Regions from separate parts of the Mus musculus genome. Here region 1 is linked to region 2. The links are chromatin loops, found by intact Hi-C in ENCODE. Cell type or tissue: gastrocnemius. All regions are shown on one strand. Each heading gives the region's core, and the rest is flanking DNA. Links, peaks and the distances in the headings are about the cores only.

Region 1 (15,638 bases), core at 2,460-10,459, 140 kb after region 2:
AACGAGCCATCTGGCCAGCCCTGGATCCGTTTATCTGTATTAACTGCAAAGCCTTGCAAGGTTTCTGACAAAGCTGCTGTAAGCCAATGCATCACGCTTAGAGAGAAGGCGTGTTTGCTGCTCTGAGCCTCGTGGACTTCTCTGTTTGTCACTCTGCTTTTATTCCTGGCTTTCTTTATTTTATTTTTGTTTTGTCAACATTTTACAGTTTTCAGCATAAAAATTTAGTACACGTTCGTTGGATTTATAATTATCCCATTATTTTCAAATGGTTGTATGTAACTGTCTGTTTTTAAAAGATACACTTTATTTTGTGTGTATGAGTGTTTTGCCTTCAGGTATCTGTGAGCACCTCATGCATGCAGTACACCCCGAGGCCAGAAGAGGGCACCAGATACCCTGCAACTTGAGTTAAGGGCAGTTGTGAGCCCTGTGAGCCATGTGGGTGCTGTAAAGGCTTGATCACTTTCTCTTAGCTTCCCAAAATCTGGAGTTACAAGTGTGCAGCGCCACACCCTGGCTAGTTCCAGAACTTGTATTCTTTGTATATTAATATATAGTATGTATTATACTGAGTTTTTCTTATATGTTTTTTTTTATTATTTTGGGTAGAGTTTTTAATTTTTTTCATTTAAGTATGTTCATTTCCTAATTATTAACTGAAAGATTTTTATAATAATTACTTTAAAATCCTTTCTAGAGGGCCAAGTGTGATGGCGTACCCCTTTAATCCCAGCAGTCAGGAGGCAGAATCAGGCAGCTCACCATGAGTTCGAGGCCAGCCTGGTCTATATTTCGAGTTCCAGGACAGCCAGGGCTATACAGAGCAACCCTGTCTTGAAAAAGTTCTTTCCCGAGCTGAGTGTGGTGGTGCGCACCTTTAGACTCAGTTCTCAGAAGGCAGAAGCATGTGGATTTTTATGAGTTTGAGGTCAGCCTTGCCTACATAGAAAGTTCTAAAGAACTAGTAGACTGTGGCAGGAAAAAAAATCTTTTCCGTAAGAGACGCTATCTCAAGGGAATAAGGTGTGGGAGTAGAGGGAGTGAGAGATTGGGCGAGCACACCCAGTGTCCTCTTTTGGCCTCTGCATGCATGCATGGGCGTGTATACCTTCTATACATGTACATTTGCCCCTGCACCATACATTGCACAACATATATACACCAGAGCCCAATACACAAGTCCTTTCTAGATAATTCTAGCATCTTTCACCCTAGGTGCTGGGTTGGAACCTAGCCTTTCTTGCATGCCTAGCAAGCTCCGCCCAATGAGCTGCACTCCAGCCCACATCTGACATCTCTACAGTCTCAGTGTGGGCCTTCTTCTGTGTCATTTTGTTTGCGATCTTGGCTGTTCGTGCTAAAAGTGATTATTGGTCAAAACCCTGACATTTTAAACATGGAGAGACTCGGATCTTGCCAGGTGGAGTCCAGATTCTCAGCCCACAGCGGGGGCCGGGCTCCAGCTCAGGAGTTTAGATTTTCTCTGAGTCTCCTTAGAGCACTTTGTTGGGAAGAGAGGACTGCCCATTACTGCTCGACTTCCACTGACAGGTGCATGGTGTCCGGCCAGCTGACCCACCCCCACAAGGCCTTTAGTGGTTCTTAGGGGTGGGGAGGGCAGATTGCCTCTGCTCGGCAGTGATGGACTCTGTGGCTCACTCCTCGGTCTGCTGCATGGTAGAGTGAGTGCCTTGTTATCTGGTCTACACCAGATCCTCCACGTGCATCCTTTTCTGGCTGTACTCTAGGGGGTCAGGGGAGGCTTGCTGTAGCTGTTGTAGTTGTAGTTGAGGCTGTTGTAGCGCATGCTGGTTAGGGCTTCCACCTCTGACCTTTGGGGATGGGAATAGGGTGTTCCTGCAGTGGGCTCTTAGTGTTTGTGTAGAGTAGAGGAGTTATTGGCTCTTTGGGCAGAGAGAGCAAACTTTCCCTGGTCCCTCCCCCTTTTCTATCTGTACTCATTGGGATTTCTGAGTTACCAGTGTCTCCACTAACCAATTTAGGATACGCCATTGCACACCTGTGGAGGTCAGGTGCCACCCATGTATGTATGTATGTATACATGTATGTATATATGTATGCATGTATGTATCATCACATCATCTCTCGTCTCCCCTTCCCTCCCCCAGCACCCCTGCTCACTTAAGTATGTTGATTTCATTATTGCTAACAAAGGACAGTTTTTAGAACTCAACTCATCCCTTCTACAATGTGAGTTTCAGGGGACACAGCATGTCATCAGGCTAGGTGACAAGTGCCTTTACCCACTGAGCCAACTCACCAGCCCCTCCCTCAAAACTGTGTTTCTCATGGGACTTTGTCTCCTTCCAGGTCTACGGCTATGGTCCATACAGCGGCGCATACCCCGCAGGAACTCAAGTTGTCTATGCCGCCAACGGGCAGGCATATGCAGTGCCATACCAGTACCCGTATGCAGGTAATGCACGCTGGCTGCCGCTCCCGGTCTCTGCGTACAGCGGGGCGAGGAGGAGGAGGCCTCCTTTCCAGTTGGAAGTTAAATGAGCTGCACGCTCTCACTGGAGACCCCAAATCACTTTGCCGCTCTGAGCTTTGTGTATTTTTCTTCAAATAGTCTTTTGGGTTTTCACATATCTTTACAGTGCTAGAGTGATTTTTATTTAAAAACGATTACATTTTTATTGATTTTGTGTGCACTTGTTACACATATGTGTGTGGGTACATGTATGTCACAGCCCATGAGGGAAGGCCAGAGGGCAATTCAAGGAAATCAGTTGTCTCCTAACACTGTGTGGGTCCCAGAGTTTGAACTTGGGTTGTCAGATTGGCCCCACTAAATTATCTCTCCAGCCCAGTCTTTGATTATTTAAAGGTTTTAGTAATCTTTATTTAAAATGTAACCAAATATACCTTAGTTGCTTACATTTCCCGTATGTCACTCAATTTAAACATTTTTAAAAAGATTTAGTTTTCCCTGTGTGTACCTGTCTGTAGATGTGTGCACATAAGTGCATGTGCCTGTCGGGGCCAGAATAGGGCATTTGGTGCCTGGAACTGGAGTTATACATGGTTGAGTTGACTTGTGGGTGCTGGGAACTGAAGCAGGGCTCTCTGGAGGAGCAGCAGGTGATCTCACTGCTGAGCCGTCTCTCCAGCCCCCTTGCCAGTCAGTCTGAAACACTAGCAGCTCATGATAAGTAAGGAATAGTGTAATGAAACCACACAACTTAGAAGGCATTCTGGTGGCACAGTACAAATCTACAGTAAGACTAAGGAGCTGGGGAGATGGTTCCGCAGGTGAAGTGCTTGCTGTGTGAGCGTGCGCACCGGAGGTTACACATGCGCACTGAGATGGGATCCAGCGCCATGTAAGAGCCATATAAAAGCCAGGCATGGCAATGTGCACCTGTGTCCCAGCACTGGGGATGTGGAGACAAGAGGTTCCCTGGGGCTCAGTGGCAAAGGGTGCGTCTGCCACACATGGCCTCTCAGATTCTTTCTATAGCTCCCAAAATAATTAGTTGTTGTTTAATGGGACATAGTTATACTTAAAAAGTTATTTGTTATATGAAATTCAAACCAATGGTGTGTCTCTATTCTTATTTACTAAACATGACAATTTTATTTAAATGCTTTATTTTTCTTAAGATTTATTTATTTTACATATATGAGTATACTGTCACTGTCTTCGGACACACCAGAAGAGATCCCATTATAGATGGTTGTGAGCTACCATGTGGTTGCTGGGAATTGAACTCAGGACCTCTGGAAGAGCAGTCAGTGCTCTTAACCGCTGAGCCATGTCTCCAGCCCTAAACTTGACAATTTTAGACTAGCAAGAAAGTTTAAAATCTAGTGAGATGTGATTTTTACTGCTGTTGGTATATGGGATTCTGAGGTGGGACCAAGATCCATGGGAAACCTGCTAGGGACCTTAGAGAATCCTTGGCCGGACACTGCAGAAAATAAAAGGCCCACATTGAAGTCTTTGGAACATTCACTTAGCTCTGTGCATGTGAACAACAAATACAAAGAGTAAAGAATATCAAGTCTGAGGGTGAAGTTTAGTGCTTGGTGTATGTGAGGCTCTGCATTCAGTGATCAGCATTAAAAAAACAAACAAGAAAGCAACAAACAAACAAATAAGAACAAAAGCAGTGAGCCAAATGGAAGGATAGGAACATCCATGCAAGGTATTAAAAATGGCTTTTGGACATTTACATATCTTTATGTAGCTAAAGTCCTTTTGATTTAATAGCACTACATTTGTATTTATTTCCTGTGCATGTGTTGTGTATGCGTGTGTGGGCGCATGTGTGCCACAGCTCGTGTGGGGACGTCAGAGGACAGCCTGAAGGACAGCCCGCTGTTAAGGTTCTGTTGGGCCCGTGCTTCAGAGTCCTGTGCAAAGCGAGTGTTCTCAGCTAGGGGATGGTCTGCTTTATTTCTTTGGAATTGAGTCCTGAGGCTATGGCTCAGGTGGGAGAATCCCATGTAGCCTGAACAAACCCGCAGCGTGGCATAAAACCCAAGTGGCACAGTCAAGAGAATCAGAAGTTCAAGGATTTCTTCAGCTGAGGCTGGCTTGGCACAGAATAAACAACAAATGGAAGAAGAAGAAAAAGAAAGTCTACTTTATGAATACTTGATAGTTGTTTGCTTTGAGACAGGGTCTTCCTGCGCATCCCAGATTGGTTCTCGGCTTGAGTTCCTCCTCCCAGCCCCCTAAGTGCTGGGATTGTTTGTGTGAGCTACTGTGCTGGGCCGTGTGGTAGTGAACGCTTGAACCTTACAAGCTGAAGTACAGGATCTTGTTGGTTGCCGCTGAAGCACGGGGTGAACAGAAACCAGGCTGTTTTCTTAGTGTTATAACTACACTTGTGCAGTGCAAGCTCAAGTCAGCTACTCCTGTCTGCACAGCCTTTCTAATCGAAAGTGGGTCATTCTGTTCCAATAACTGCTTTGAACTTATGCTCTTATCTCTTGGTTCTCTTACCATCTCAGAACTGGAAATGATCTAGAAACTTTGTATCGAAGTATGTGTAGTCACCTTGTGTTCTTTGCTTCTTCAAATAGAAATGCATTAGTCTCTCTATACATAGTTGAGGTGGTTTGAATTCAATATCCCCCACACATATTCTTAGGCCTTTGAATACTTGGACCCTAGGTGGTAGCACTGTTTGGGGAGGTTTAGGGGGTGTGGCCTTGCTAGAGGAGGTGTATTACTCAGGGCAAGCTTTGAGGTTTCAAAAGCTTTGGACCATTTCCTGATAGCTCTCTGTTTCCTGCTCATGGTTGGGCATGTGAGCTCTCGCTGATCAGCTGCCATGCCTGGTGCTTGCTGCCTTGGTTTCTTCTTGTGGTGATAATGGGCTCTTAACCCTCTGGAACTGTAAGCCCAAATTAACTCCTTTCCATAAGTTGTCTTAGCTATGGTGTTTTTTGTTTTTTGTTTTTTTTATCACAGCAATAGAATGGTAACTAAGGCAGGGAGTGGGCTATTGCTGTGACAGACCTGACTATATGTTGTTTTGTTTTTGTTTGTTTGTTTTTTGGAAGACCGAAACTTTGACCTAGACATGTGGTTGGATGTTATAAGCAGAGCTTAATAGGCCATCCCAGTAGGTTCTTGGAAGACAGTGCTGAGAGCGATGTGGTCTGCGGAGGCCCAGCTTGATAGGTTTCAGTGGGCAACAATATCTGCATCTGATATTGAGAATATTGCCTGCTCTTATTTTGAGATGTGAACTCTCCGCTGTTCCTCGTTCATATTGTCATGTTTTTCTTTCTGTGATGGCACAGACTCTAATCTCTCTGGATCCATAAACCCAAATGAGCCTGTCCTTCTCTAAGTTGTACTGGTCATGGTGATTTATCACAGTGACAGAGAAACTAAGATGGTAATCTGCTACATTAAGACTGACCTTATTTGTATATCACATGGATCACCACAGGACATCAGGCAGGGTTGGCCTTTTGTTCATCATGGGTGTTTGCAAAAAGTGCAGAGATGGGTTTGGTGAGATGGTTCAATGGAGCATGCCCAACACCCACAAATAAATAAATAAATATTAAAGTTTTAAAGTGACAGAGTTTCAGGTGAGTGTCTATAGTGTGGCAGCTGAAATTCCTTAAGCCTGCAAGAAACTCACTTGCCGTTTCCATGGTTTCTTGTGAGAAGAGTTCTCCCCCAGGCCTCCCTTCTCTCTTGCTTTAAAAATTAAATTATGTTAAATTGTTTGTACACCTGTGGATAATGTGCACATGGCTGAGGAGGCCTGAGGTTTCGAACCCCCCAGAGTTGGAGTTACAGGCAGTTATGAACCCATCAACCTGAATACTGGAAACTGGACTCGGGTCCTTTACAAGAGCCAGTGTGCACTCTGAAGCACAGAGGCATCTCCTCAGATCCATCCTCTCTGTACTAACACTCTCAAGTTGTCTCTGCAGATGTCTAGCTTCTTTCTGCCGGGCATAATTAAGACAGTTCGACAGTTGCTGATAACACTTTGGCATTAGGCTTCGCAGGGACTCATTACGAGTCAGAGCCAGGGACTGGTGAGTCTTCCTTTGCTGATGGTTTAATCTGCTTCTTCCTCTCATTAATCTCCTAGGCTTCCTTAATGTCTCCTCCAGTAGATCTCTTGCTATTACATGTATGGGCCACTCTTGCTAATGGTCCATCCTGGTGTGCTTTAATGGGACTGTGTTATTTGAGCAGAACAGCTGTTAGTACTGGTGGAGGAGGAGATGGAGAAGGAAGTAGAGGCAGAGGCGGAAACAGGGAAGGCGACCGGTGAGGAGGCAGAGGTGGGGCGGTGGGCAGAGGAAGTGCAGGAGGCACAGGCTGGCTGTGGCACCATGGGAGGAAGTATAGCTCAGAATTCTCCAAGCTACGGCACAGGTGGGCACATTTGTAGCTGCATGCAGCACATTTTAGCAATTTGGATAAGAAGATTTTTCCCAGGTGCTCTTCTGGGTTTCTTGGAACTTTTATGATTCATTCTGCAAAAAAAAAAAAAAAAAAAAAAAAAAACCTAGGGAGATGCCGTTCTTGAGTGTAGATTAAGGACATGGCGTTGGTGTCTGTCAGTGCCTCAGCGCCAAGTGTATGCACACCATATTCTTGAAACTTTTTGACTACACCTTTGATGTTGGAACATTTGAAGCTCCCAGATAGCCTCAGTGGGCTTCTCCTTTAGTGTGCATCAGTTGAAGAACTGACTGTGTTTTTTTGAGCCAGAGGTATGGTAAGGAAGATGTATCTAGCTCATACCGTGAGTGAGAAGTCTGTTTTTAATATTTTAGTTTGGGCATGACTGAAGTCTAAAAGTCTGTAACAAAGTCATGGCAGTGACCACTCCCCCCAAATTAAATCCTCAAGAGAGACCTGTCTTGACCTTAGAACTTCAGTAGTGTGTTCCAGCCGGTGGGGAAGAGATGCCCTCAAACGCTGTGTGAGTGGGGTACATAGTGAAACTCGTTACTTTGTAGACTAACCTAAGTACAAAGTTAACAAGCTGGATGTGGGCTGCTCACCTTCAATCTCAGCACTTCAGAGGCAGAGGCACCTGGGTCCCCGAGTTTCAGAGCAGTCTGGTGTACATGGTGACTTCCAGACCAGTGGGAATACACAGGCTGTCTCAGCAAACAAACAAAACGAAACAAAACGAAACAAAACAAAACAAAAACCCAACCAACCAAAAAGAAAATGGCCAAGACACCCATTTTACGGATCAAGAGTGATTTTTCTCATGATGGTGTTTTCCTTCTGGTGACATCTTCGCATCTTTGTCACAACTGAGGAAATGCAGTGTGGTGACACGGAAGGGGATTTGGGAATACGTCTCCCCACTTTGTACTTCACAGGAAGGAAACTTCAGATGGTGAGAAGCCAGTGTGGCTGCCGTAAGCCCCCACATGCTAAGATGACAGGGGTGAGCCACCATGGTTGCTTGGTGCCGCTTCATCTTCAAGCAGACTTCCCCTGATTTCCCACACTCTTCCCCATCTGTCTCATCCCAGCAAGCATGTAGTGGAGGGCTGCCATGGAAACCCGAGGTGGGCCTCTGTAGCTTTCTCTGTGCTCTGAACTTTGCAGTGTTATAGGGTTTGGACTGGGCAAGCAGAGAGAGGACCCTGGCCAATCTGTGAGTTCTTAGAGACCAGTGTTTGTAAGGTCCTAGTTTCCTCTTGCTGTCTTCCTTACTCTCTGTTCCAGAAACCCTATCCTGCAGCCCTCTCCAGAGTAAGATAAGCAGCCTGAGGTGTAACTGCAGAGTTAATCGCGTGGAGCTAGAGTAAAGATCATTACCAAATTCTTTGGTCATATTACATAAGATTTATTTATTGTTTTGTCACACAAGGCTATCTCCCTAAAGCAGGGTTTGAGAAAATAGCATCAAACATAGAAGACAATGAGGTTTATATAGCTAACAAACAAACAAACAAACCCAAACACCTGCAAGACTAGGGCATTTTCAAGGGTTGAGAGATTTCCAGAGGAATTTTGCTTAAGTAGGAAGTTGGCTGAATATTTCAAAATTATTGGCAGGACATTCTATCAGGATGCAGGTTAGGGTATAGCGTGTGGAGCATGTCAAATTCCAGAAAATGGGTCAAGACCTGCTCAAATCTAAGTTTTGTAGTAAACAGGAATGAACTTGTTTTGACCTTGTAACAAGATGGCTTTTAATCTTAAGATGGAGTCAGGCAGGTCCCTCAGCAGCTCTTCTACAGTCAAGTGCGTTCCTCTCCTCGTCAGATGTGGGTCTGCCTCCCTCCGAATTCCAAGGCAGCTTTCCATTTTTTTTCTTCCTTATTGGCGTCTCTCCGGCTTCTGGAGGGTAGCCTAGGTCACAGTGTATGGATCCCCTCCATCTCTCTGGAAACCTCCGAGTAAGAAACGGGAGGGAACCAAAGGCATTCTTCTCTGTGATCGTGAGGTCATATTTGTCTTAGTTATTTGTCTATTACTGTGATGAAACACTATGACCAAGGCAACTTATAGAAGAAAGAGTTTATTGGGGCTTACAGTTACAGAAGGTGAGTCCCTGACTGTCATGGAAGGGCCCAGACAGGCATGATCCTGGAACAATAGCTGAGAACGTATGGCCCTATCTGCAAATAGGAGGTCGGGGGTGGGGTGGGGCAGGGGTGAAGGGAGGGAGGGAATAAGGGAGAGAGCACTAACTGGGAATGGTTTAAATCCCACCCCTGGTAACACATCTCCAGTAAGGTCACACCTTCTAATTCTTCCCAAACATTTCACCCACCTGGGGACCAAGTATTTAAACATGTGAACCTATGGGGGCATTCTCATCCAAACCACCACACTCCTCTAATAAAGTTCTCTGGAAGGATGATCAACTTCCTCTCTGCAAGCTTGTACCACCCTCTTGTCTTTAAGACAGACTCTCACTAGGTATCCCTGGCCTGGAACTCACAGAGGTCCCCCTCTCACTGTCTCCCAGTGGCTGGGATTAAAGGTATGCGTCACCATGCCAGGCCTTACGGGCATCTAACATGCCTGGGTGTTTGGCTGTGTGTGTGCGCGCGCACCAAGTGCACACTGGGTACCTGCAGAAACCAGAAGAGGGCATTGGATCGCTGAAGCTATAGTTACTGATGCTTGTGGGATTACACGTGGGTGCCAGGTCCTCTGTAAGAGCGACAAGCGCTCTTAATACTAAGCCATGCCTCCAGTCCCCCATGTATTGTCTTTTATAAATTGCAACAGCGTTTTTCTTGTGTAATGTGTGGTGGGCCTTGGAAAGGGTTGGGTTGAACTCACTGAAGCCATCTATTAACACTTTCCTGAAGGACCTTGAAAGCCAACTAGTGAACAAACAAAGGGGCCACGTGGAGATTGGATACAGTGCCTATGTTAAGGGCACCATCTTTTCAGTAAATGTCAGACTTCCAAATTACATCTTAAAAGATCTCTCTCCTCTTGGTTTTTAGGAGTTTATGGACAACAGCCTGCCAACCAAGTCATCATCCGCGAGCGGTACCGAGACAATGACAGTGACCTGGCTCTGGGCATGCTCGCCGGGGCAGCCACCGGCATGGCCCTGGGCTCTCTGTTCTGGGTCTTCTAGAGCCTTCAACATTTTCTGTGCATAGCTTCTGTTAGTCCTGTGTGCAGTAATTTGATTTGCAGGGCATTTCTGTTTGTGACAAGTGTCTTTCATAATAATTTAAATAGTTCTTTTGAAGGTGGTAATCTAATAATTGTGACTGACCTGCATGGTACCACAAAGAAAGCCCGAGGTATGCTGTGAGTGAGAGCCTGAGTCCTTCCGGGTACTAGCTTGCACCAAGTCTTTCTTAGGGACTTTTGGATGGCTTTATGTAAACACACCCAGTTAAATGGGCAATTTCCGTCCAGTTAGGTGCAGTGTTGAATTAAGGGATGGCTTTCCTTGCTATGCCAATACTAATACTGCTGATGGAGGAAGATGTGTGCAAGTGTGGTGAGGAGAGTCACAGCTTCTTTAACTGTGGATTCTCTTCTAGACCCCTGCTGCGTGTTACCCTAGGAGCTGTGGGCTGGTGGCTCCTGCAAGACTATGGTGTGAGGACCCTGTAACGTACCTCTTGGAGCACTTAGGTACCCCTTGAAGCTCCTAGGTATCACCAGCAGGATTGGCTGCTCAGGATGCAGAGGGCCACCCCCTCCCTTTAAAAATTACGCTCCAGTAATCTGCCCAGTTTTATTTTCTTGTTATTCTTCTGTTTGCTTTTCCTGGGGATGATTGGCATTAGTCTGGAGTTAGGAATTGATTCGAGTGCCGGTGGGTGGAGGCATGCAGGGAGCTGCCCAGCGACCTGCTCTCAGTGTTTGTTTTAGGTATATTGATTGCCAGCTCAGGCTGCAGAGAGCCTATAGAGACTATTTTTCTACTTGTAAAGAAAGTATGGTGAGGGGAATTGAGGAGAGCCTTGTTTGAATGTTCCTGCCTCAGGCCTCCTGGGGCCCACACTGCGTGGTCCTGGGGAGGCTTTTCCTCAGCAGTGGAAGGGAGGCCCCGTGGCTGTCCAGAGTCTCAGGTTTTGAGTGAGAAATGGGATTGGGTAGAGCATCTCAGGGATTTGTTCTAATCCCTCATGTTATGGGGATCCAGCCGTGTTCTCAGTCCAGACCCGCTCACCTCAGAAGAGCTTAAAACATTTCTGGTCCCCAAATGTGTGGCACTCTGAGAAGCTCACAATCTGGCTTTCTAACGAAAATTTGTATTTCTAAAATTAGAGAATACATGTTCCACGCATTTAAAATTTATGTTCTTTCATGTTTTAAAGCTCCCAAATCCAGCTTTGTGACTGGCATATTTTAGTTTCAAACAGTACCCCGGCACAAAGGTGGGATGGCACAGTGAAGGCCCCCCGCCCTCTACTTTGCATAGTCTTGTTTCTCCAGGGTGCTCCCAGGAAGCATTCATTCTGACTTTGCTCAGCCCAGTGCATGCGTGCTGCCTTGCCGCCGTGCTGCTGGGTAGCTCTTTCTTGGTCAGATCAAGTCTTCAACAGATCTCCATGTGAGACAGTTGCCAAGTAGATGAGGTGGTGCCCATAGTGCTTTCTCGATACTCCTTGGGGACCTGTTGACACCTGCCCATTTCCAGCTGACATTTGTTTTTCTGTCATCTCTGATAGATGGGATATGTGACAACATGGTACGGACGCCGTTCAGTGTCGCTTTAATAAGCATGATGCTGATTTTACATCCTGTGCTGTATGACTGCCATTTGCTCACAGTGTCACCATTGCTAAAGCTCCGTGCTTTACTTACAAAACACTAAAACCAGTGGTTAGTGTTTCACAGTGATTTTAATTTTAGAGTTAGTTACTGGCATTCCTAAAGCCATAGAGTACTGAGTCACATCCCTGAAGTACTTTTGAAACAGAATTGTCTCCTACTGTCCCATGGGTGTGCCCTGCCTGTCTCCTGGCCCCAATGGGGCTAGCTGTACCAGGCAGCCATAGTTGAGCCTGATCATTCCTGTCACCAGTTTGACTTGATTATATACCCAGAATGGAATACATTCTTGGGCATCTCAGTTCCTCAGCCCTGATCCTCATAGACGCCACCCTTTCGATGGCTTTTGCGGCGTCACTTGTACCTCAGTGAGTCCTGCGATTCTTGAGTTAGAGGGAACGACTTGTCCAGCATTGAGGAACATGTCTCCTCCACTGAGACTTAAATGATGATGCAGGGCTGGAAGAGGCTGGCTGCTGACACTGCATCGTGGCTGATGTCATTGCTCTCCTAGTTCTTTGATTTAAGAACCTTTCATATGGAAGGCCTGAGGCTCCCTCAGATCGTCCCTTGCCAAGAAGGCCTGGCTTAGGTCATTAGTGCCCACAGTAGCCTTCTGGAGTGTAGCAAGTTCCTGCGTTTGAGACAGAATGGTTCAGATTTATTTTCTACATCTGTTGTTGACCCCATGCACCCTCTCATTTTGCCTTCCAGTCTACGTAGATGAAAGATGAAAGGCAGAGGATGCAGACAGTCTTCTTTGTGATTGCTTCTGTTATTCTGTTGCATCTACCGAGCCCGTTTTCTCCCTGTCTGTGCATACAGTATGTTTATAAGTGAACTTGTTAAAATATTAAATGATCACTAACCTTAAACCGTGTCTCATTGTGACTTCTGTCGTATGTTTAAATTATTTTGAGGTGGCTGGAGCAGTAGTTAAGTTGCCTGTCACAAAAGCATGAGGATCCGACATCAGACCCTTGGCACCCGAATGGAAGCTAGATGTGGCTACAGACATCTGTAGTCGTAGAACTTGGAGCTTGGAGAAGGGCCAGCCCCCAGAGTGCTAGTCTTCTAGCCAATCAGTGAGCTCTGGATCCATCAACAGACTCTTGTCTCTAAAGATAAGGCGGAGGGTGATAGAGGAAGAGGCCTGACATAAGCCTCTGGTCTTCAAGCAAGGGCACATGCCCACTCATGTAAATCACCTTGAATGAACTGAACCTAGGGCTGCATGCCTCTGAGCCCCGTGGAGGTGGAAGCATGGGGCTGCATGCCTCTGAGCCCCGTGGAGGTGGAAGCATGGGGCTGCATGCCTCTGAGCCCCGTGGAGGTGGAAGCATGGGGCTGCATGCCTCTGAGCCCTGTGGAGGAGGAAGCATGGGGCTGCATGCCTCTGAGCCCTGTGGAGGAGGAAGCATGGGGCTGCATGCCTCTGAGCCCTGTGGAGGAGGAAGCATGGGGCTGCATGCCTCTGAGCCCTGTGGAGGTGGAAGCATGGGGCTGCATGCCTCTGAGCCCTGTGGAGGAGGAAGCATGGGGCTGCATGCCTCTGAGCCCCGTGGAGGTGGAAGCATGGGGCCGCATGCCTCTGAGCCCCATGGAGGTGGAAGCATGGGGCTTCATGCCTCTGAGCCCCGTGGAGGTGGAAGCATGGGGCCGCATGCCTCTGAGCCCCGTGGAGGTGGAAGCATGGGGCTGCATGCCTCTGAGCCCCGTGGAGGTGGAAGCATGGGGCTGCATGCCTCTGAGCCCCGTGGAGGTGGAAGCATGGGGATGCATGCCTCTGAGCCCCGTGGAGGTGGAAGCATGGGGCTGCATGCCTCTGAGCCCCGTGGAGGTGGAAGCATGGGGCTGCATGCCTCTGAGCCCTGTGGAGGTGGAAGCATGGGGCTGCATGCCTCTGAGCCCTGTGGAGGTGGAAGCATGGGGATGCTTGCCTCTGAGCCCTGTGGAGGTGGAAGCAAGAACATTATAAATTTGAAGCCAGTTTGGGACATATAGGGAGGGAAAAAAATAGAAACACATTAGCTTTTTCTGTTATCAGCAGTCAAGAGTTCCACTTATTCAGGACTATAGTTGTTAGAGATGTGCTGTCACTTCAGAAGAAGAAACTCGCCAATTCTTTTAAGGCTTACTTTTATTTCAGTTTATATTTCAGATAGGGCCTGACTGGCCTGTCTGGAACTTGCTGTGTAGATCAGGCTGGACTTGAACTCACAGAGACCCACCTGCCTGAGCGCTGCAATTATGTCTGTGTGCCACCATGCCTTGGGTACTATTATTTTCATTATGTGCATGTCTGTACAAGGGTGTCTGCACAGGACAGCGGAGTTGGATTTCCTGGAGCTGGAGTTACAACCAGTTGTGAGCTGCCTGATACCATGCAGGACTTAAACTCAGGTCTTATACAAGAGCATTATGTGTTCTTAACCACTGAGCCATCTCTTCAGTTCCCAACTCACTAATTCTTATAGTAGCTGCAAGTGAGGGTTGGTTAAAGTTACAGCTATTGAGTCTGAGGCTCAAAGGCTGACTATTCACTGGGTGTGAGGCTTGCTTGTATAAAAAATACATATTTTACTCGGTGTTCCTCCTTTGTGAAATGTCTTCTCTGCCAAGGTTAATCACTCTATGACAGCACAAGTCTGGGAGACAAGGGTGTGTCTATGACCTGAGCAAAAATGGTAAATGCTGAGACCTTCAGGACAGCCCTTAAGGCTGTGAAAAAGAACTCTGAAAACATGAGTTCAAAATTATATAATTTCTCAGTTATGCAAAATATAAGGCTACAATATGTATTATATAAGGAGCTTCACAGGTCTAGAGAACAAAGGCAGCTGCACTATGAGCCAGCTTGTCAGAAAGATAGCAATGAAGGAGATAGAGAAATTTGGTGGTGGTGATCAGAGGGCAAGATCTCACCTAGCTATGTTTCTTTATATATATATATATATTTTTTTTTATTAGGTATTTTCCTCATTTACATTTCCAATGCATCCCAAAAGTCTCCCATACCCTCCCCCCCACTCCCCTACCCACCCACTCCCACTTTTTGGCCCTGGTGTTCTCCTGTACGGGGCATATAAAATTTGCATGACCAATGGGCCTCTCTTTCCAGTGATGGCCGACTAGGTCATCTTTTGACACATATGCCGCTAGAGACAAGAGATCCGGGGTACTGGTTAGTTCATATTGTTGTTCCACCTATAGGATTGCAGATCCCTTCAGACAGACAAGTAGACCAATGGAATAGAATTGAAGACCCAGAAATGAACCCACACACCTATGGTCACTTGATCTTTGACAAGGGAGCTAAAACCATCCAGTGGAAAAAGACAGCATTTTCAACAAATGGTGCTGGCACAACTGGTGGTTATCATGTAGAAGAATGTGAATTGATCCATTCCTATCTCCTTGTACTAAGGTCAAATCTAAGTGGATCAAGGAACTCCACATAAAACCAGAGAAACTGAAACTTATAGAGGAGAAAGTGGGGAAAAGCCTCGAAGATATGGGCACAGGGGAAAAATTCCTGAATAGAACAGCAATGGCTTGTGCTGTAAGATCGAGAATTGACCAATGGGACCTCATAAAACTGCAAAGCTTCTGTAAGGCAAAAGATACTGTCAATAAGACAAAAAGGCCACCAACAGATTGGAAAAGGATCTTTACCTATCCTAAATCAGATAGGGGACTAATATCCAATATATATATAAAGAACTCAAGAAGGTGGACTCCAGAAAATCAAATAACCCCATTAAAAATGGGGCTCAGAGCTAAACAAAGAAGTCTCACCTGAGGAATACCGAAAATGGCGGAGAAGCACCTGAAAAAAATGTTCAGCATCCTTAATCATCAGGGAAATGCAAATCAAAACAACCCTGAGTTTCCACCT
Region 2 (15,638 bases), core at 3,544-11,543:
AAGCCAGGCTGGCCTTAGCCCATAAGACCTTTACCAATTTTTTTGAAGCCAAAGTTATGGAGAAAACAAATACTGGCTCTGTCAAAGGCGAGAAAGAGAAGCGCAGGCGAGCCCGGGGCTCCTGGCGTGCGTTTCTGAGAAGCAAAGATGCGGAAGGCTCCAAACGACCTGCTTTAGTGAGTGGGGTTCCAGAACCAGGCTTTCCCCAACTCCTCTGCTCTTCCCCACCAGCCACCAGAGGCCACTGTGAGAAGTGGACGATTGACACCGACAGCCATGTATTTGGGGAGCACTGGACACCCCTAAACTCCCCTGCAACTCTGTCCTCCAGCCATCTGGCTTCTCCGGAACACCGGAGGAGAAGTGAACCGACCATAAGACGCACTGCTGCCCAGGAAAGCAGTACGCACCTCTCTTCTGGAGTCTTCCCAAAGTCTTCCTGGCTGACCTCTGCCACCAGCCCCGGAGCAGCGCAGATTGACATCAGTTTTGCCCTCCCCTGCAGCTCTGCCTGCCATTTGACCTATGAGAACCAAGGCATGCCCTGCAGACCCACAAGCCCCAAACCCAGGAGTCCCATGGCTGGGGCGCAGAGGATGGATCTCTGCCTTAGAGGCAGGACTAGTGCTGTCTCCATGGTCTCTCTCAGAAGTGACAAGGACGCCAACAGAAGTTCAGAAGTCCCCGAACGGCCCAAGGCATCCAAGGCCAGGGCGAGCCTCTTACTCTCTCTGCAAACACTAAACCAGAACGACCAGAAGGAAGACAAGAGCCAGTGCCAGTGTTACCATGGCCTGGGCACAGTGCCCTTCCTTAGGGACCATCCTGGGAATGAGGTAAGTGAGCTGTTGGTGGTAACAACTTGTTCATTACCTAAGACAAGTGGAGGGATGTTCCCTTGAGTTAGTAAGTGTTTCTGGGGCAGGGGCTGCTTCAGCTCAAATGGCAATGGGCTCTCTGCTCTCACAATGTTCAGTGAGCTGAATTCAAGTGGTCAGGCATGGCTGCAGTGCTTCAAGCTACTAAACCACCTAGATTTCTTAGTATTGGTCTCATAGAGGTCAGGCTGGCCATCGTCTTGCAGTGTAGCCAAGGAGGGCCTTGAGCTCCTGATCCTCCTGCCCACACCTCCCAAGTGTTAAGGTGACAGGCATGAACCACCATGCCCAGCATTTTGTGGGGTGCCAAGCATTGAACCCAAGGCCTCATGCATGCTAGGCAGTCACTTTACCAACTGAGCTACATCCTTAACACCCTTTGCATCACTTTTAAGGTAAAATTTAAAAAAAAACATTCAATATTAAAAGACACCATAGGGAAATTTACTTCACTGAATCCAAATACAGAATACAATATAACATTATAAAGCTTCAACACACACACACACACACACACACACACGGAAGGATAGGGCATCTGGAGGGTGGTCAGGGCTTCTTGGAATGTCAAAAGTATGTATGTAAGTGCAAGGTGACTCCATCACCACCCTCCAAGGATGCGTTTAAACCCCCATTTGCAACTCGCATGTCCAATGGCAGAACTATCACCACACAAATAAGGCTCAAAACTCAACAGTAAGATCACAAAAAACATGTCAAGTTTCAATTACCTTTGCAACTTTACAATATTGCCATAGACATAGATGAGACAGCTTGAGGATGACCCTAAAGCTTAAATGCAAGGCTGGGCTGGCATGATGTCTCAGCGGCTAAGAGCTCTTGCCGCTCTTGCGTAGGATTAATGTTCAGTTCTTGTACCCACCTCAGGAGGTTCACAACCACCCATAACTCTAGTTCTGGGGGAATCCAAAGCCCTCTGCTGCCCTCCAATGGAGCCTGCATGGGCATGTGCGCATACACACAAATATAAAATGAATCTCAGGCACAGGACTCGCTAGTGTCATTCATGGCTGGCACACACAGGCTGGAGGTTGTTCATTAGTGTCTTCTGGGCAGTGGTGGTGCACACCTTTAATCCCAGCACTTGGGAGGCAGAGACAGGTGCATCTCTGTGAATTCAAGGCCAGCCTGGTCTACAGAGCAAGTTCCAGGACAAGCCAGGCCTACACAGAGAAATTCTGTCTCAAAACAACAACAACAACAACAACAACAACAACAAAACAAACAAACTAACAAAAAACAAAACAAAACAACAAAAAACATCATTAGTGTCTTTACTGCTCCTTTGCCTTGTGACCGCCTAAGGTCAGGTATGGGATTTTCTAATTTGGGGTTTTGTGTATTTTAGGCTTATTTGCTTTCATACGAGGGATGATCAATCTGTAGCTACACAGCTTCTATTTTATATCATGGACAGAGCTGTAAAGCAATGACTATCAAGTGTAAGGACATGCAATGACTGTCATCAGCAAGATACACAAATTCCTTGCCCTTGAGCTAAATTCCTTTCTACTCACATCCTCCCGGCCCTGGTTGAACTACTTCCAAGCCCAGTCAATGGTTACATTTCAAAAATGTTATATTTTGAGATTGGCTATTTACTTAGCCTAAGTCCTTTGAGACCTGCCTAAGTTGTTTCATGTATCAATAACCCCTTTTCATAGCTAATTAATAGTTTATCTTTAACCATTCATCTATTAAGAAACATTTGGGCAGCTTTCAGATCCAACGTATCACAACTAGAACTCTTGTGAACGTTTATGCACCACACCATGGTGGGTATACATTTTCATTTCTGGTCAAGAGCCCACATGATTGACAGCTCACAGGTCAAGTACGAGGTTAGAGTTTGAGAAATTGCCAGGGAGGTGGCTGCCCAGTTAAAGGATAAAGACTAGAGTTTGGATCCTCAGAATTCATCGGCATGCCAAACTGGCATGGTAGCCCACTTAAAGCTCCAGCCCTGGGAGGCAGAGACGGGGACCTTACAGTGCCCCGAGGCATTATCTGCCAAATGTTATTCTTTTGATTATGTTCCCACAATGCAATGTACTTTGAGCATATTACATCATCCATGCTCTGCTAATGACTCTCTTTTGTTTCCATCCCATCAGTCCCTCTGTCCTCTACCCAGTTTCACCTCCACTCTCCTGTCATCCATTTTATATGTGATTTTTATAAACCTAAAAAATCAGGGCCCCACCGACGAGAGAAAATATGTAACAGTTGTCTGTCTCGGTTTGGCTTAATTCCACTGTGCAGGCAAACCACATTTTCCTTATCCATTCCACTGTTGATGGACACAGAGTTTGGTCCCTTATGTAGCTCTTGTGAACAGCGTTTCAGTAAGCATTGATGTGCAGGTGTCTCTGGGATATGTTGACTTGTAGTCTTTGAGGTCATACCGTAGGGTAGGGCTATTTTTAGTTTTGTGAGGAACCTCCATACTGATGATTTCTGTACTTTGAGAAAAATTTGTTAGGGTGTGAGATTCAGGTAGAAGTTCATTTCTCCACCTCTGGGTAGTCAGTTACTGCAGCACTGAATTGCTTGCAGTATTAGGTCTTGAATGGGCCATATGGGTTTCCACTCCTGTGTCTTCAATCTGTGTCTATCATGTGCTCAGTTCCACAGGATCTTAGTGACTGTCAACGAACAACGCCTTAAGACCTAGTAAACGGACTATTCCCACTTTCCATTTCTCAGAATTATTTTGTTCTAGTTCCTTTGCATTTCCATACCAAGTTTAGAAGAATCTTAACTTTCATCTGCAAGCATCTTTGCTTAGACTTTGGTGGGAGCAAGGTTAAGCGGTGTGAACTGAAACCGAACAGGAGTCTTTACCATGCTGAATAACTGATAAAAACAGGGTCTTCATTTTCTAGATCTTCTTGTCTTTCCGTTCTAGACAATTTTGGTTTGCTTTACACATAAGCTATTGTAAATGGCGTTATATCTTAAATTTGAGGTTATACACATTAATTGCTGATATGTAGAAATGTAAGAGATCTATGTGTGTCAACTTGTATCTCATGCCATCTACCAAAGGGACAGATTGTTTTCCTTCCATTTCCTTTTCTTGCTTTATGTCAGTGGCCAGAGGGTTGGTGCTATGTTAAGCACCATGATGGGAGCAAGGTTGGTCCCTAGTCATGGAAGAAAAGTGGCCAGTCTTTCAAGACCCCATGTCCACTGTAGGGTTCTGTGGATACTCTTCATCATAATGAAGGTCTGCCCCTCTCTTCCTAGTCCATTCAGAGTTTTCTTTGTATCAAACCTGAGTAGCTATTGTACTATGTTAGTTTTCTTCAATCCACCGATATATTCATATGACTTTCCTTGACCTCTTAAATGTGTACAGTTCTGAGTTCTTAAACATTGACCTTCCCTTTAAGTACTGAACATGTTCCTTTTAGTTATAGTGTATAATTCTCAAAACACTGTTAAATCACATTAGCTAGTATTTAAAGAATTTTTACATGTATATCTATGATGGCCATATATTTGAATGGATAGTGACTGGGGAGTGGAATTGTTTGAGAAGAATTAGAAGGATTAGGAGGTGTGGCCTTGTTGGAGGAGGTACAGACACTTATACCACATATGCATATACACACACAAATTATAATAATTATTCATGGACTATAGTTTATGTCTCCATTTTAGTTTTTCTGTGTTTCACTTCTCTGGTCTCTTCTGAAAATCTATGGGCTACCTGAATATTTTTTTAGAGTTTAATTTAATGTTTATGTCATATATTTGATTTTTAAGTGACAGGAACCAGGTATTGTGTTGTATACATGCACCTTACCATCTACTGGTCCCCTAGTATAGGCATTTCGCCAAGTTAAGGGAAATGTAGAAGCTTTGCTTCATTTAAATCCCTCAGTCTTCCTTGCTTCAGACAATTATGTCTGAAATAATTTCTTCATTACAGTAAGAATTCTATCAGCGTGATAATGTTTGCTTCACATAAAAAACATAACTAAATGTCTCTGTATTTCCCCCAGGTTTCTACAAATAACAGCAGTTATTTGTAAATATATAATTATATCATATAATGTAATATCCTATGATATTAAATATCATACATATCTGTATGAGATATATATCACATCATCCAATATATCACATCATTTAATCAGGAACTTAAAACATGCAGCTAAATCAACTGAGGAAATTCCTTAAGGTAGTCACCAAGAGTTCTGGGAGGAATAGTGTCCTCCTGTGAGGCTCCCAAGTAAAAGAATAGATAGCAATGATAGAGATGACATCATCCAATCCATTGCTCCTGACATCAAGCTAGAGTTGAGAAAGTTAATTGGAATTAATTGTAGGACTAGTTCATTTTAAAAATTGTGTGTGTGTGTGTGTGTGTGTGTGTGTGTGTGTGTGTAAATCCAGAGGAGATTGTTGTGTGCCCTAGAGCTAGGGTTAAAGGCAGTTGTGAGCGCCACCCAGTGTGACTGCTGACAAGCAAACTGTGCCTCTTCAAGAGCAGTAAGTGTTAAGTATCTCTCCAGGCCCTTACTTTCATAGTTGAAGGGTATTTTATCTTTAATTTCTATGTAATTGAAGATATATTTTTTTATTAATTTGATGAGAATTTGATACAATATATTTTCATCATATTCATCCCCCCTCCTTCCTGTAACTCCTCCCAGAGCCTCCCTCACCTCTATGTCCCTTCCAACTCTTTATCTTCCTCTTCCTCTTCCTCCTCTTCCTCTTCTTCTTCTCCTCCTTCCTCTTGTTCTTTTTGATCTTCATCTTCTTTCCCTTCTGATCCCCCCTCCTCCCCCTCCTCTTTTTTTATGATACAAAAAAATTCAATTTGTGCTACTCCACTGAACTGAGATCAACATGCCAGGGGTCACATGTTTAAAGACATTTCTCTCTTCTCTTCTCTTCTCTTCTCTCTTCTCTCTTCTCTCTTCTCTCTTCTCTCTTCTCTCTTCTCTCTTCTCTCTTCTCTCTTCTCTCTTCTCTCTTCTCTCTTCTCTCTTCTCTCTCTCTCTCTCTCTCTCTCTCTCTCTCTCTCTCTCTCTCTCCCTCCTTCCCTCCTTTTCTCCTTCCCTCCCTCCCTCCCTCAGAAATTTTTGACTAGGTTCTCAGCCAGGGATGGGGCTCATAAACCCCTTCCTTCTCTGTGTCAGAAGGTTGACTGGCTTGATCTTGTGCAGGCAGCCACAGCCACTACAAATTCATGAGTGCAGTGATCATGTCTTGTATGGAAGATATGGCTTGGCTCCACTCCTCCCCAACCTCTGGCTCTTACATACTTCTACTTCCTCTTCTGTAGTGGTTCATGACCCTTGGGGGTGATATAGATGTCCCACTTATAACTGAACATTCCACTGACATGTATTCTCTGCTCTTTAACTAGCTGTGAGTTTCTGCATCAACCGCCATCCACACAAAGAAATGTATGATAAAGTCTGGGAGCTGCGATAACCTATGGGTAGAGAGATAAGAATGTAGAGGGCAGTTTGAGTCTATGTCCATTTAGCAGAATACTAATAGTAAGGGGCTAGAGATGGTTCCCCAGCCATAGGTTCTTGGCTAGAATTGCAGTACCAAGCTCATATTTCATCCTGTGCTGTGGATCTTGAAACCAATCAGAAACAAGTTGGTTAAGCCCATAAGATAGTTTGTGCTTCTGTTGGATGCATGGGCATATCTTGCAATGCTGGTCATTATTGCAGCTTACAGGGTTACACAGCCAGGAAAGACTGTTGATGACCCCCTGCCCCCAGGGGCCTGCATAGGACCTTCCAGTCCTGTGAGAGTTAGCCAGCAAGGAGGAAGCCTTCCGACCAGTACTGTGACCAATGTGTGTGCCATCTTCAGCAACAGGGATATAATGCCAAGTCTCAGTGGGCAACAAGGGGTTATGCTGATAGCCTATATTGTTTGAGGGTCTGTGGGACATCTCCAACACCTTGAGGAAAGGTGTCCTTCACCTAATACTCGCCTTTTTATTTGGTAAGCTATGGCTTCTGGGAGAATCATAAACCCCAAAGTATGGAAACTATGGTTATATTGGAGTTTTTGATTGAGCTGCTTTTTAATGGATGAGTTTTTGTGACCAGGGCAATAAGAGAGTTTCTTCTCCCAGAGAGTTGGTTTCAAAGAACAGACGGTGAAGATATGAACACAAAGTCCAAGTATTATGCTGCTCTTGAGAGGATTTATTTTGAAATGGTTGCGATGCTGAAGTGCTGTCCCTGAACAGTTGGAGTGGCTGGGGAGGTGAGAGCTGTATCTGCCCTGTTTCAGTTCTCTCTGCTTAAGCAAGAGCTCTGGATGCAAAGACAGCTCAGTTTGGAAAGTGCTCTCGTCAAAGCATGAGGACTTGAATTCAGTCCCCAGAACCCACATCAAAAAGCTAGGCATGGTGGCATGCACTTGCGATCTCAACCCTGGGGAAGTGGGCTTGCTGGCTGGCCAGCCCGGCTCAGTGAGCCTCAGGTTCTAATGATCAACGCTATCCCAGAAACTGAGGTGACTGAGTCTAAAGAGTGACCCCTGAAATCGACCCCTGGCCTCCGCATGCATGTGCACATGTGTTTCAGCACATACACAGATATTTCTAATGGTCATGTCACATTCATTAGGTACTTTTACAGATTCGGCCCTTGACCAAATCAGAAGGCTTTCTTGTCTGAAATGGTCTTATAGTAGATGTTATAACAGAAATAAGATTTATTTTATGTCTAATGTAGTACTTTACGAAATGGCTGTGAATGAAGTATCTCATTGCAATCTTCACTTTAAAAATAAGTTGAAATAAAGTGTTGTATTTGAAAGACTCTGGGGGAAGAGGAGCATCGCCAGTTGATTTATGCTCACTCTGGTCTCTGATGTCGTCTCCTCTGCTCTCTAGAGCTACATCGCCCAGGAAAGCCCGCCAGACAAGAAGCGCAATTGTTCCCATGATCAGAAAACTTACACAGAGCCTCCTCACAGGCCGGTATCTGCCACTGAAGTGACACGGACCCTCCCCTCCATGTCCGCAGAGCAAGTCCCCAGAGAGGTCCCTTTACAGTTCAGGAGGGCCCCTCAACACTCACACTTCAGCTTCGATGACATATGGCTCGAAAAGGCTCAGAGGAGGAAGCTGAAGAAACAGATGCTGCTTAGACGACAGATGTGCGCAGAGTTAGTGCCTGAGGACCCAGTTCAGGTAAGCTGGCCCCAGGCCAGGCATCCTCTGACATGGCCTGGATGCTTGCCATTTCCTGACTCTGTCCTGCACTGAGGACTGTCACCCTTGGCCACCCAAGTCACAGAAAGTGATCACTCTGATCCTATGTGTTAGTTAGTCTCCTGAGTGCCTGATATAAATCAATATATAAAGACAAAAGGCTTGGGGCCACGGGGATATCTCAGAAACCAAATTGCTTAAGGACCTGAGTTCAATCCCCCAAAGTCACATTTGAAAAAAATAAAACAGGCTTGGTGACATGTTTGTACTCCAGCTGTGTGGACGCAGAGATAGATGGATCCCCAGGAGCTCGCTGACAAGAACTGTTTTCTGTTTTGTTTTGTTGTTGTAGAAAGGTAACAGGTGCTGTCAAAAACACAATGTCTACAGTTAGAGAAAAATTGTATTTAGGACAGCCATCGTGAAAATAGAACTATCATATGGGCTGGCTCCTCCCCCACCTCCTAGTATTTACCCAAAGACTTGAAATCAGCGCCTTGAGGAGACATTTGCAGACCATCATTCACCACAGCAGTATTATTCACGGTAGCCACGATATGGAAATTGAAGTCCACCAACACATGAACAGATACAGAAAGTGTGGCTTATTAATGTGATGGAATGTTGTTCTAAAAGGAAAGCCGTTTGTGTCCTTAGAACCAAGGATTGCATTGGAGAACAGGATTAGATGTGAAATCTGTCAGACACAAAGGACAAATATCACGTCTTCTCACAGACATGACGTCATACTGTTCACACACTCTGAAGTCACAGAGGCTGAGACTAGAATGATTACCAGCAAGGCAGGGGCTGGAGAGGCCAGAAAGAGAATAATCAAAGGGCCAGTGCCTGTTACACGGGAGGAATACATTTTATTTTTATAGCTCTCGCTCAGCAGAGTGAATAACTGGAGGCCATACATTGCTTTTAATTTTTTTTAACTTGTCATTACTTAGTATGTGCAGGCATGTGCGAACGTACGCACTGGGAGGTGGATGACAACTTGCGGGACTCAGCTCTCTCTGGCTCAGCGGCAAGTGTCATCGCCTGCTGAGCCATCTGACCAGCCTCGATCCCATACAATTTACTCACTGAGCAAATAAATCCCAATATTCTTTCCATAGAAAATGTCAGATATTTGAGGTGATAGATGAGTTAATTAGCTTGATTTAATCATCTTGTATTCTGTTCAAAATCACGTGACCCTGGGTGTGATGGTTCATGCCGGCATGCAGGAGACTGAGCAGGAGGGTCATAAATTTGAGGCCAGGCTGCGCTAACAGGGAGACTCTGCCAAGAAACACAGGACAGGGAAGAAGATTAGAAGTGGAGCGCTCACCCAGTGTATGCAAGGGTTCCACCTTCAGTGTTGACAAAACCCTCTGATACCACGTTATGTCACACAGAAGCAAGCAAGAATAACTTCTACATACATATTTTAAACTATTTTAAAAGAATTTGTATTGTGGTGTGTGTGCCTGTGTGTGTATGTGTGTGTCTGTGTGTGTGCGCGTGTGCCTGTGCGTGTATGTGTGCACGCGTGTGTGTGTGTGTGTGCATGTGTGTGTGTGTGTGTGCATGTGTGTGTGCATGTGTGTGTGTGTGTGTGTGTGTGTGTGTGTGTGTGTGTGTGTGTGTGTGTGCATGTGCTGCAGGTGCCCTTGTAGTTCAGAAATGGCTGTCAGGTCCATGAAGCTGGATTTACAAACGTTTGGGGACCACCTGAGGTGGGTACTGGGACGTGAACTCGGGTCCTCTGTGAGAGCATTGTGTGTACTTAACCACTGAGCCATCTCTCCAGCCTCACTTTAACATTTATTTTAGGTGTAAGTCCAAGGCAAAATCTGTGTGAGAAAAGAAACCAAATGGATGTTTTTCAGATCCCCAAGGTGATGGGTGCATTTTTACATTAAGGCTTCCACTCCTTGATGTGATGGAAAGAACAGGTAAAACTGAGAATATGAATTAAAATTTTAAATAAAAAACCCAGTAATAATTGCATTGGACAACAGTTATGTGGAATATTAAGACTTCACTGATGATGATGTCTGTTTGTTTAAGAAGGATGCTTACAAATGAACCCAGATAAGGCGATAACATCTCTTTTTTTCCATTTTTTATTAGGTATTTTCCTCATTTACATTTCCAATGCTATCCCAAAAGTCCCCCATACCCACTCCCCCACTCCACTACCCACCCACTCCCACTTTTTGGCCCTGGCGTTCCCCTGTACTGGGGCATATAAAGTTTGCGTGTCCAATGGGCCTCTCTTTCCAGTGATGGCCGACTAGGCCATCTTTTGATACATATGCAGCTAGAGTCAAGAGCTCCGGGGTACTGGTTAGTTCATAATGTTGTTCCACCTATAGGGTTGCAGATCCCTTTAGCTCCTTGGGTACTTTCTCTAGCTCCTCCATTGGGGGCCCTGTGGTCCATTCAATAGCTGACTGTGAGCATCCACTTCTGTGTTTGCTAGGCCCCAGCATAGCCTCACAAGAGACAGCTACATCTGGGTCCTTTCGATAAAATCTTGCTAGTGTATGCAATGGGTCAGCGTTTGGAAGCTGATCATGGGATGGATCTCTGGATATGGCAATCACTAGATGGTCCATCCTTTCGTCACACTTCCAAATTTTGTCTCTGTAAGTCCTTCCATGGGTGTTTTGTTTCCTATTCTAAGAAGGGGCAAAGTGTCCACACTTTGGTCTTCGTTCTCTCTTGAGTTTAATGCGTTTAGCAAATTGTATCTTATATCTTGAGTATCCTAAGTTTCTGGGCTAATATCCACTTATCAGTGAGTACATATTGTGAGAGTTCCTTTGTGATTGGGTTACCTCACTCAGGATGATGCCCTCCAGGTCCATCCATTTGCCTAGGAATTTCATAAATTCATTCTTTTTAATAGCTGAGTAGTACTCCATTGTGTAAATGTACCACATTTTCTGTATCCATTCCTCTGTTGAGGGGCATCTGGGTTCTTTCCAGCTTCTGGCTATTATAAATAAGGCTGCTATGAACATAGTAGAGCATGTGTCTTCTTGGTTGGGGCATCTTCTAGATATACGCCCAGAAGAGGTATTGCTGGATCTTCCGGTAGTACTATGTCCAATTTTCTGAGGAACTGCCAGACTGATTTCCAGAGTGGTTGTACAAGCTTGCAATCCCACCAACAATGGAGGAGCGTTCCTCTTTCTCCACATCCTCGCCAGCATCTGCTGTCACCTGAATTTTTCATCTTAGCCATTCTGACTGGTGTGAGGTGGAATCTCAGGGTTGTTTTGATTTGCATTTCCCTGATGATTAAGGATGTTGAACAGTTTTTCAGGTGCTTCTCTGCCATTTGGTATTCCTCAGGTGAGAAATCTTTGTACCCAAACTTATGGGACACAATGAAAGCATTTCTAAGAGGAAAACTCATAGCTCTGAGTGCCTCCAAAAAGAAACTAGAGAGAGTATACATTAGCAGCTTGACAACACACCTAAAAGCTCTAGAACAAAAGGAAGCAAATTCACCCAAGAGGAGTAGACAGCAGGAAATAATCAAACTCAGGGGCGAAATCAACCAAGTGGAAACAAGAAGAACTATTCAGAGAATCAACCAATCGAGGAGCTGGTTCTTTGAGAAAATCAACAAGATAGATAAACCCTTAGCCAGACTCACTAGAGGGCACAGGGAAAGCATTCTAATAAACAAAATCAGAAATGAAAAGGGAGACATAACCACAGATCCTGAAGAAATCCAAAACACCATCAGATCCTTCTACAAAAGGCTATACTCAACAAACTGGAGAACCTGGATGAAATGGTGAAGTTTCTAGACAGATACCAGGTACCAAAGTTGAATCAAGATCAGGTTAATGATCTAAACAGCCCGATATCTCCCAAAGAAATAGAAGCAGTCATTAATAGTCTCCCAACCAAAAAAAGCCCAGGACCAGATGGGTTTAGTGCAGAGTTCTATTATACCTTCAAAGAAGATCTAATCCCAGTTCTTCACAAACTATTCCACAAAATAGAAACAGAAGGTACTCTACCCAACTCATTCTATGAAGCCACAATTACTCTGATACCTAAACCACAAAAAGACCCAACAAAGATAAAGAACTTCAGACCAATTTCCATTATGAATATTGATGCAAAAATCCTCAATAAAGTTCTTGCTAATCGAATCCAAGAACACATCAAAACAATCATCCATCCTGACCAAGTAGGTTTCATCCCAGGGATGCAGGGATGGTTCAATATACGGAAATCCATCAACGTAATCCAGTATATAAACAAACTCAAAGACAAAAACCACATGATCATCTCGTTAGATGCTGAGAAAGCATTTGACAAAATCCAACACCCATTCATGATAAAAGTCTTGGAAAGATCAGGAATTCAAGGCCCATACCTAAACATGATAAAAGCAATCTACAGCAAACCAGTAGCCAGCATCAAAGTAAATGGTGAGAAGCTTGAAGCAATCCCACTAAAATCAGGGACTAGACAAGGCTGCCCACTCTCTCCATACCTATTCAACATTGTACTTGAAGTATTAGCCAGAGCAATTAGACAACAAAAGGAGATCAAGGGGATACAAATTGGAAAGGAAGAAGCCAAAATATCACTTTTTGCAGATGATATGATAGTATATATACATGACCCTAAAAATTCCACCAGAGAACTCCTAAGCCTGATAAACAGCTTCAGTGAAGTAGCTGGATATAAAATTAACTCAAACAAATCAATGGCCTTTCTCTACACAAAGGACAAACAGGCTGAGAAAGAAATTAGGGAAACAACACCCTTCTCAATAGCCACAAATAATATAAAATACCTAGGCGTGACTCTAACTAAGGAAGTGAAAGATCTGTATGACAAGAACTTCATGTCTCTGAAGAAAGAAATTAAAGAAGATCTCAGAAGATGGAAAGATCTCCCATGCTCATGGATCAGCAGGACCAATATAGTAAAAATGGCTATCTTGCCAAAAGCAATCTACAGATTCAATGCAATCCCCATCAAAATTCCAACTCAATTCTTCAACGAATTAGAAAGGGCAATCGGCAGATTCATCTGGAATAACAAAAAACCTAGGGTAGCAAAAACTCTTCTCAAGGATAAAAGAACCTCTGGTGGAATCACCATGCCCGACCTAAAGATGTACTACAGAGCAATTGTGATAAAAACTGCATGGTACTGGTATAGAGACAGACAAGTAGACCAATGGAACAGAATTGAAGACCCAGAGATGAACCCACACACCTATGGTCACTTGATCTTTGACAAGGGAGCTAAAACCATCCAGTGGAAAAAAGACAGCATTTTCAACAAATGGTGCTGGCACAACTGGCTGTTATCATGTAGAAGATTGCGAATTGATCCATTACTATCTCCTTGTACTAAGGTCAAATCTAAGTGGATTAAGGAACTCCACATAAAACCAGAGACACTGAAACTTATAGAGGAGAAAGTAGGGAAAAGCCTCGAAGATATGGGTACAGGGGAAAAATTCCTGAATAGAACAGCAATGGCTTGTGCTGTCAGATCGAGAATCGATAAATGGGACCTCATAAAATTGCAAAGCTTCTGCAAGGCAAAAGACACCATCAATAAGACAAAAAGACCACCAGCAGATTGGGAAAGGATCTTTACCTATCCCAAATCGGACAGGGGACTAATATCCAATATATATAAAGAACTCAAGAAGGTAGACTTAATAAAATCAAATAACCCCATTAAAAAATGAGGTGATAGCATCTTAACTACAAAGCTGTTGCCAGGGCCGGGGATACTGTGCCTCACAGTGGTGGGTGCTTGGTGTTCACAAGGCCCAGCATGCCCTCCCCAGAGTAAAAGCAGAAACTCACTGGGCCCTTGCTCTCTTCCCCTGCTCAAAGCAACAGCTCAGTATTTAGGGATTCAGTGTTTGACCTTATAGCCCACTGCTACAAACGTGATAATTAAGCTGGAGACCAGAACCTTCAGGAAGATGTCAGGGACTTTGGGAATGGTGGCAATTCTTGACTTAGATAGAGTCATCGGTTATAGCTCTTCATCCCTTTAAATGCAACTAAGGCTTAGAAGGTTAGCAGCAGCAGGGAATGCTGGGGCGTCTGTTCTCCTGTGACCACCAGAGGGCGCTGTACTGCCTATCACCAGCCCTTTCACAGCGTTCTAAAGTGGAATATCTCAAGTCAGGGCCCCGCTACAGATGGACAGAAACCTGTCCCATTCAGTTGCAGTTCACTTATTAACTTTGCTTTTAAATAGCCTTTTCCACGGGGCTGGGGAGATGGTTTAGTGGGTAAAGTGCACCCACGTTAAAAGCCACGTGTGGCCGGCCATACACGGCTGTGACAGTAGATCTGGGAAGTGGCTGCTAGTTGAGCCAATCTGCGAGCTCTAGGATCAGTAAAGCAATGTTATCTCAACAAATAAAGTGACGAGGGAGAAAGGAATGTCAACCTCTGACCTCCATGCATGCGTATGTGTGCCTAAGCTTATGTGCACCTGTGCAAACATGCACTCGAATGTCCATGCACACACATGCACATATACTCACACACACAGTGTACACACACACACACATACACAAACACACACACACATATACTGACACAGAAACACAGACATACAGCATACACACAGAATGCACACACACACACACACACACACACACACACACACACACACGAGAAAACAGAAGGAGCCACACGTTACAGGAATGCTCTCATAACTGATGAGAACTTGTTCACACTCCTGCACTCCTGGCAGGAGTGTTTCAGTGGAGGAAATGGCTGTTAAACCCTAGTAATAAAAGACCCTGACAGAATTTAGACCAAGGAAGTTTGTCTTCCCAGTCCACGCTTTAACCACGACATGAGACAGCCTCTCTCGGCGAAGAGCACAGATGTATTTAAAAGATCTCCATCTGGAATTTGATGACTGTCCTTTGGTACTTGATTATTATTGATGACTGCGTGGTAGGAAGACTCTAATGTGTCCTTGGACATGTCCTGTGTATGTGTCAGCCGAGAAGATGAATGACATCATTTGGTGGGATAGGGAAGACAGGACCTGATGTCATCATGATGTCATTATGATGTCATTAGGCTTCACAATGGCACCCTAGGAATGTGTGGCTTCCCAACAACAGACTGTGAAGAGACACCTTGACCAAGGCAGCTTTTATTAAACAGCATTTAGCTGGGGGCTTGCTACAGTTTCAGAGGGTTAGTCCATGATCATCAAGGCAGGAAACAGGCAGGCCCAGCCCTGGAAAACAGTAGCAGAGAGTTTTAGATACCGACCCAGAGGCAGCAGGCAAAGCAGAGGGAGGGAGAGGGAGGGGCTGACATGTGCCTACCCTCAGGGACACACCTCCATCAAGGCCACACTTTGCAATCCTTTCAAACAGTCCAACCCAGGACTAAGCATCCAAACCTACGAACCTGTGGGGGTGGGGGCGGGGAGGGGCATTCATATTCAAACCACAGCAGACAGGCATCTCGGGAGTCAGAATATCAGTGAGACCAGGCCTTTTA

What was found. Peaks named below come from ENCODE experiments on the same cell type or tissue, not always from the same donor. Only the 100,000 strongest peaks of a DNase experiment are listed, where the experiment ranks them.
Region 1: it touches region 2 in a loop (5-fold over the local background); 19 of 42 quality-filtered maps call a loop at or near these places.

Annotation. Positions count from the first base shown.
Region 1 is chr1:34,866,966-34,882,603 of GRCm38, forward strand. It overlaps Plekhb2 (pleckstrin homology domain containing, family B (evectins) member 2), which reads left to right. Exons shown (of 8, transcript NM_145516.2): 7 at 2,335-2,440; 8 at 9,946-12,620. The coding sequence ends at 10,082. It also overlaps the pseudogene Gm19430. Among named protein-coding and RNA genes, the nearest start is that of Plekhb2, 25 kb to the left of the region's middle. In gastrocnemius, for the core only: no CTCF peak of the experiment used is centred there; no DNase peak of the experiment used is centred there.
Region 2 is chr1:34,724,324-34,739,961 of GRCm38, forward strand. It overlaps Arhgef4 (Rho guanine nucleotide exchange factor (GEF) 4), which reads left to right. Exons shown (of 14, transcript NM_001368773.1): 2 at 1-836; 3 at 7,786-8,085. Among named protein-coding and RNA genes, the nearest start is that of Gm32920, 43 kb to the left of the region's middle. In gastrocnemius, for the core only: no CTCF peak of the experiment used is centred there; a DNase peak (open chromatin) is centred at 8,122.